Regions from separate parts of the Homo sapiens genome. Here region 1 is linked to region 2. A link is an interaction called in ENCODE POLR2A ChIA-PET data of the cell type or tissue named here. Cell type or tissue: endothelial cell of umbilical vein. All regions are shown on one strand. Links, peaks and the distances in the headings refer to the core of each region. The heading gives the core; the rest is flanking DNA. Region 1 overlaps HNRNPC (heterogeneous nuclear ribonucleoprotein C). Region 2 overlaps SUPT16H (SPT16 homolog, facilitates chromatin remodeling subunit).

Region 1 (2,919 bases), core at 240-2,739, 150 kb before region 2:
ACTCTAACATAATTTTTAAAGAAAATATAATTCTGGTAATTAAGGGGGAAAAAATGGAAATAGATTATTACCACATTGTTGGGTTAGCCTTGTCCAAAGATCACTGATATGGGTTGGGGAACACCATAAACATACCTACTACCAAAGAATAGGTAGCAATAGCTCCTATACTGAGCCAATGGCATCAATCAATAATTGGTTCTGTAATATTCTATCAGAAAGAATTACAAATATTAGTATTTAGGGATATTTTTGTAAATTCTAAGCCATTTGATTGAAAATGGCTCCACGAAGAAAAAATACATTAAATGTACATACTTATTTTAAGAGGAATAAAATTTGACATCTTAATGAAATGTTGCATATTAAGGGAAAAAGTGGTGTGTCTTGATGGTTTCATTAGGAAACTATCTTAACACAAAACCAGACATTTCATGGGAAGACAATTTGAAAATGCACCTGAAAACTTTCTCAGTCAAAAAGAATCTAGTCTGTAACAGGCAGGTTGCTTGAGTCCTAGATCAATCATCAATTCTGAAACTTGACTGGATTCAAGACTGTTTTAAGAAAGGGAAAAAAAAAATCCCTGGCTTTTCTTGTTTATATGCCTCAGTCTCCCAAGTAGCGTGGATTACAGGTACACGATACCAAGCCAAGCTAGTTTTTGTAATTTTAGTAGAGATGGGATTTCACCATGTTAGCCAGGCTGGTCATGAGCTCCTGGACCTCAAGTGATCCACCAGCCTCACCCTCCCAAAGTGCTGCAATTACAGGCATGAGCCACCGTGTGCAGCCACAAATAACTTTAACATTACTCATTTGTCATGGTATTCAACAATACACATACTCCCATATGTCAGTGTTGATCTTTACCAAAGATAAAATTTTAAACTGACAATGTGGTGCAATTTTATTTTTTAAAAAACTAAAATTGAGGCTGGGCATGGTAGCCCATGCCTGTAATCCCAGCACTTCCGGAGGCCGAGGCAGGTGGATTGCCTGAGATCATGAGTTAAGAGACTAGCCTGGCCAACATGGTGAAACCCGGTTTCTACTAAAATACAAAAAAATCAGCAGGGTGTGGTGGCATGCACCTGTAGTCCCAGCTACTCAGGAGGCTGAGGCACTGCTTGAACCTGGGAAGCAGAGGTTACAGTAAGCCAAGATCGCACCACTGCATTCCAGCCTGGGAGACAAAGCGAAACTCTCTCTCAAAAAAAAAAAAAAAAAAAAAAAAAAACTGAAATTGAGTCACATGCAGTGGCTCTCATGTGTAATCCCAGCACTTTGGAAGGCCAAGGCAGGCAGATCGCTTGAGCCCAAGAGTTCAAGACCAGCCTGTGAGACAAAGAAAAAAAAATTGCTGGGAGCAGTGGCTCATGCCTGTAATCCCAGCACTATGGGAGGCCGAGGAGGGCAGATCATGAGATCAGGAGTTCAAGAATAGCCTGGCTAATATGATGAAACCCCATCTCTACTAAAAATACAAATATTAGCTGGGCATGGTGGCACATGCTTGTAGTCCCAGCTACTTGGGAGGCTAAGGCAGGAGAATCGCTTGAACCCAGGAAGCAGAGGTTGCAGTAAGCCAAGACCGCACCACTGCACTCCAGACTGGGAACAGAGCGAGACTCTTTCTCAAAAAAAAAAAAAAAAGAAGAAAAAGAAAGGGGAAAAAAAATTACATATTTTTAAAATTCTCATTTTATCAACATAGAAGAGTAAGAAGTTCTTTCACTTACAATAAAATTCCTTTTAAGGAACAGATATGATTGCTAGGCAACAGAGTGAAGGTGCATTTCAGAGAACTGGGAACTATTTCTATCTTGGTTATAGTTATGGTTATATGACTATGCATTTTGTAAATCAAATCTGATGTAGGAATTATACACCAAAAGGGTGAATTTTATTGTGTGTTTTCTATGCTGACTCCAATTTCTATCTTTCCATTCACTTGAAATCTGTGTAAGATTTCTGCCTTTAACAGTACCTACCTTTGTCAAAGGTCACCAATGACACCGCTAATTCAAAAAGACGTTTTCTAAATTCTCATACTACTTCAACTATTAGTGACATGAAAGACCTTGTTTGCCTTTCTACTCTTTTGACATATATTCATACAGTTTCCAAGATACTTCATGCTTCTCCATTTTTTTCATTTTGGCATTTTCAATCTCCTTTGCTCATTTCTTCCTTACCGCCACATTCTTTAAAGGTCACAGTACCCCCAGAATCTCTCTTCTGTTTCCAATCATCCAGTATTGCGGTTTTATAAACTCTAAGCAGATGACTCCCTTAGAACCATATAAACAACTGCTTACTTAATATCTCTCCAAACGGATCAACTTTAACATGTCCACAACTGATTTATGATATCTGCTCCTCACCTTAGCTCCTCCCAATCACTGTCACTGTAAATTCCATAATTCCAGTTGTCCAGACAAAAACGCTGGCCACATCTGATTCCTCTCTCAAGCCTCACAACATAAGCAAATTTCTCAGCAACACCTTTAAGATCCATCTGCTTTTCATCACTCCCATTGCCATTTCTCTGGTCCCACCAAAAATCACTGCTTCTCTGAACAGCCACCCATTATCTTTCTCAGTAAGAGTGATCTTGTTAAAATATGAGTAAGACCCTCCCATTCTCTTCACAAAGCCCTCTAATAGCTTCCCATCTCATTCAAAGTAAAAGCTAAAGACATTATGCCTTATGCGTCACGTGATGTCTTTAACCCAACCCCTTTTCTCTGAGGCCATCTATTTCTGGTTTTTTTTTTTTTTTGGAGACAGAGTTTTGCTCTTGTTGTCCAAGCTGCAGTGCAATGGGCACAATCTCAGCTCACTGTAACCTCCACCTCCTGCATTCAAGTGATTCTCCTGCCTCAGCCTTGTACTACAGGCGCCCACCACCACGCC
Region 2 (2,919 bases), core at 161-2,660:
TAAACATGCTGTATAATCCCATGGCGAAAAATAATTTCCTAATTGATTATATCGAGCCTTTTTAATTTTAGCTTATTTGCCCACATTTAAACTTTAACCTTCTACCATAAAATCAAGTCAGTAGTACTCCTAGAAACAACATAGAGATTATTAAGGGGTACATTACTAAGACAGTAATTACTAGATTAAAAGGGGCAATTTTTAGTGGAACACTGGTAAACCAGATTCGTAAGACTTGTTATATAGGTATATATTTCCATGAGAGAAGTCTAGAAACTATATACCATAGACTAGTTTTCATCTAAAGAGAATGCCTACATAAAGCTTTGTTTCCCAAAATGTCCTTTGTTCCATTACACGTTATTAGGTATTTCTAGGTGTTCAGTGATAAAATACATTTGAGAAATGTATAAAATACATTTGAGAAATACACTGGATTGAATAAACAAACCAAAACCAAAACCAAAACCAAAACCAAAACAAAAAAAAACCCCCAAAACAAACAAACGGCCAGGCACAGTGGCTCACATCTGTAATCCCAGCACTTTGGGAGATCAAGGTGGGAGGACTGCTTGAGCCCACGAGGTCAAGACCAGCCTGGGCAACATAGCGAGACCCTGTTTCTACAAAAAATAAAAAAATGAGCTGGGTGTGGTGGCACGTGCCTTGGTCCCAGTTATTGGGGGAGCTGAGATGGGAGGATTGCTGGAGCCCAGAAGGTCTAGACTGCAGTGAGGCACGACTGCACCACTGCACTCCAGCCTGGACAGAGTGAGACCCTGTCTCTAAATAAAATATTAGGACATCTCAGAGTACTTAAGTTGCAAATGTGCACGGAGAGAGGAGATATAGTATGTATTGATAATATTTCCTAACATCTGTAATTATATCCTGGAAAACCTATGGGCTGGAACACCACACTGGTCTAGAAAAATCTCTCTTATACACTTGGGAGAACTTAAATCTGTCTCACCTTCTCTGATAACATCATGTGCCTGGCACATAGTATAGTTTGCTAGTCCATAAATGTTGGCTGAATCAATCAATTAGCCTAAAGAAATAAGACTGACCACTGACAGTCTAACTGAAAACTGACTCAAGAATGACAATAGACATCATGGCATACCCTAGGTTTTTGGTAATTTTGTTCAGCAGTTCTGGCTTCTGCTTTTTAACCACGTCCATGACAGCGTTATACACGTCACATATCTTCACACCTAATAACAAGACACAAAGGAGATATTAAAGTATCTTTTAGGAAAAAAACTCAGTAACATTTTAAAATCAAAATTTATGTCCCCTAAAGCAGTGTTTCTCAAAGTGTGAACTAAACAGTCCACTCACTTTTTTTTTTTGAGACAAGGTCTCACTCTGTCACTCAGGCTGGAGTGCAGTAGCATGATTACGGATCACTGCAGCCCTGACCTCCCAGACTCAATGATCCTCCCACCTCAGCCTCCCAAGTAACTGGGACTATAGGCACACACCACTATGCCCAGCTAATTTTTTATTTTTTGTAGAGACATGGTCTGCCATGTTGCCCAGGCTGGTCTCAAACTGGACTCAAGCAATCCTCCCACCTTGGCTTCCCAAAGTGCAGGAATTATAGGTGTAAATCACTCCACCTGGCCCCATTCTTTTTTTTTTGGATGGAGTCTCACTCTGTTGCCCAGGCTGGAGTGCAGTGGCGTGATCCTACTTCACTGCAAGCTCCACCTCCCGGATTCACGCCTTTCTCCTGCGTCAGCTTCCCGAGTAGCTGAGACTACAGGTGCCTGCCACCACGCCCGGCTAATTTTTTTGTATTTTTAGTAGATGGGGTTTCGCCGTGTTAGCCAGGATGGTCCTGACCTCATGATCCGCCTACCTTGGCCTCCCAGAGTGCCGGGATCACAGGCTTGAGCCACCATACCCGGCCCCGATCCCATTCTTAATCATACTATTTGAGAATCACTGATCTAGGAGGACAGTGGTCTTAATAAAATACTTTAAGAGTTGATAAATGGTATCACATTAAAGTTATTATACATTTTCAAAAACAGATCCTTGTGGTGGGCCTGTTCCATTTATCACTAAATGGGTGAATTATTGTTATGAGGGCTGTGGCCTTAATTTTTCAGGATCTAGACTATGAATGGGTATGTCAAGCTAAAAAGTAGTCTAGATATGGTGGCCTCAGAGGGATCTTTATCTTCATTAAACTATCTATGGCTATGATTTCCAATAGGACTTCTTAAGACCGACTTAGAGATAATGTGGAAGAATGGTGTCTGGAAGCTCAGTATCCTTCGTATCGTTTTGATGTAGGATTAACAGTATATATCCTGTAGGTAGAGATACTAGTTCTCAGAACTTTCTATAACTAAGGAATAGTAATAAGGCCAAGGTATTTTGTGATGATCTGGACACAGAGGGCCTAACAAGTCAGAGAGGTTTCTATAAACATCAATGTAAACCACAATGATCACTCATGCTTGAAAGAAATGCAGATTCAAGACCTAGATGCTAGGATGATTCAACATTTGTAAATCTTATTCTGTTTTTAATATGAGAGCCTCAGAGACATAAACATAACACTAATGACATTTCTTTTTTGAGAGAAGGTCTCAACTCTATTGCCCAGGCTGGAGTGCAGTGGCGCAATCATAGCTCACTGCCGAGGTATAATCGCAACTCACTGCAGCCTTGACCATTCAGGCTCAAGTGATCCTCCTCAACTTCAGTCTGAGTAGCTGGGACCACAGGCGTGCACCACTATGCCCAACTAATTGTTTCATTTTTAATTTCTTGTAGAGATATGGGGGCCTCATTGCCCAGGCTGGTCTTGAACTCCTGGATTCAAGTGATCCTCCTGCCTCGGCCTCCCAGTGTAGGGATTACAGGTGTGACCCACAGCTCCCGGCCAATGACATTTTTGTT

The links. Peaks named below come from ENCODE experiments on the same cell type or tissue, not always from the same donor. Only the 100,000 strongest peaks of a DNase experiment are listed, where the experiment ranks them.
Region 1: POLR2A ChIA-PET joins it to region 2 with 5 read pairs; 3 of 35 experiments call an interaction of 5 or more read pairs at or near these places.

What each region holds. Positions count from the first base shown.
Region 1 is chr14:21,217,469-21,220,387 of GRCh38, forward strand. All of the region lies in intron 5 of HNRNPC (heterogeneous nuclear ribonucleoprotein C), which reads right to left. Among named protein-coding and RNA genes, the nearest start is that of LINC00641, 12 kb to the left of the region's middle. RefSeq lists an enhancer at 1,232-1,775. In endothelial cell of umbilical vein, for the core only: no CTCF peak of the experiment used is centred there; no DNase peak of the experiment used is centred there; H3K27ac peaks cover 991 bases.
Region 2 is chr14:21,365,313-21,368,231 of GRCh38, forward strand. It overlaps SUPT16H (SPT16 homolog, facilitates chromatin remodeling subunit), which reads right to left. Exons shown (of 26, transcript NM_007192.4): 8 at 1,127-1,217. Among named protein-coding and RNA genes, the nearest start is that of SUPT16H, 17 kb to the right of the region's middle. In endothelial cell of umbilical vein, for the core only: no CTCF peak of the experiment used is centred there; no DNase peak of the experiment used is centred there.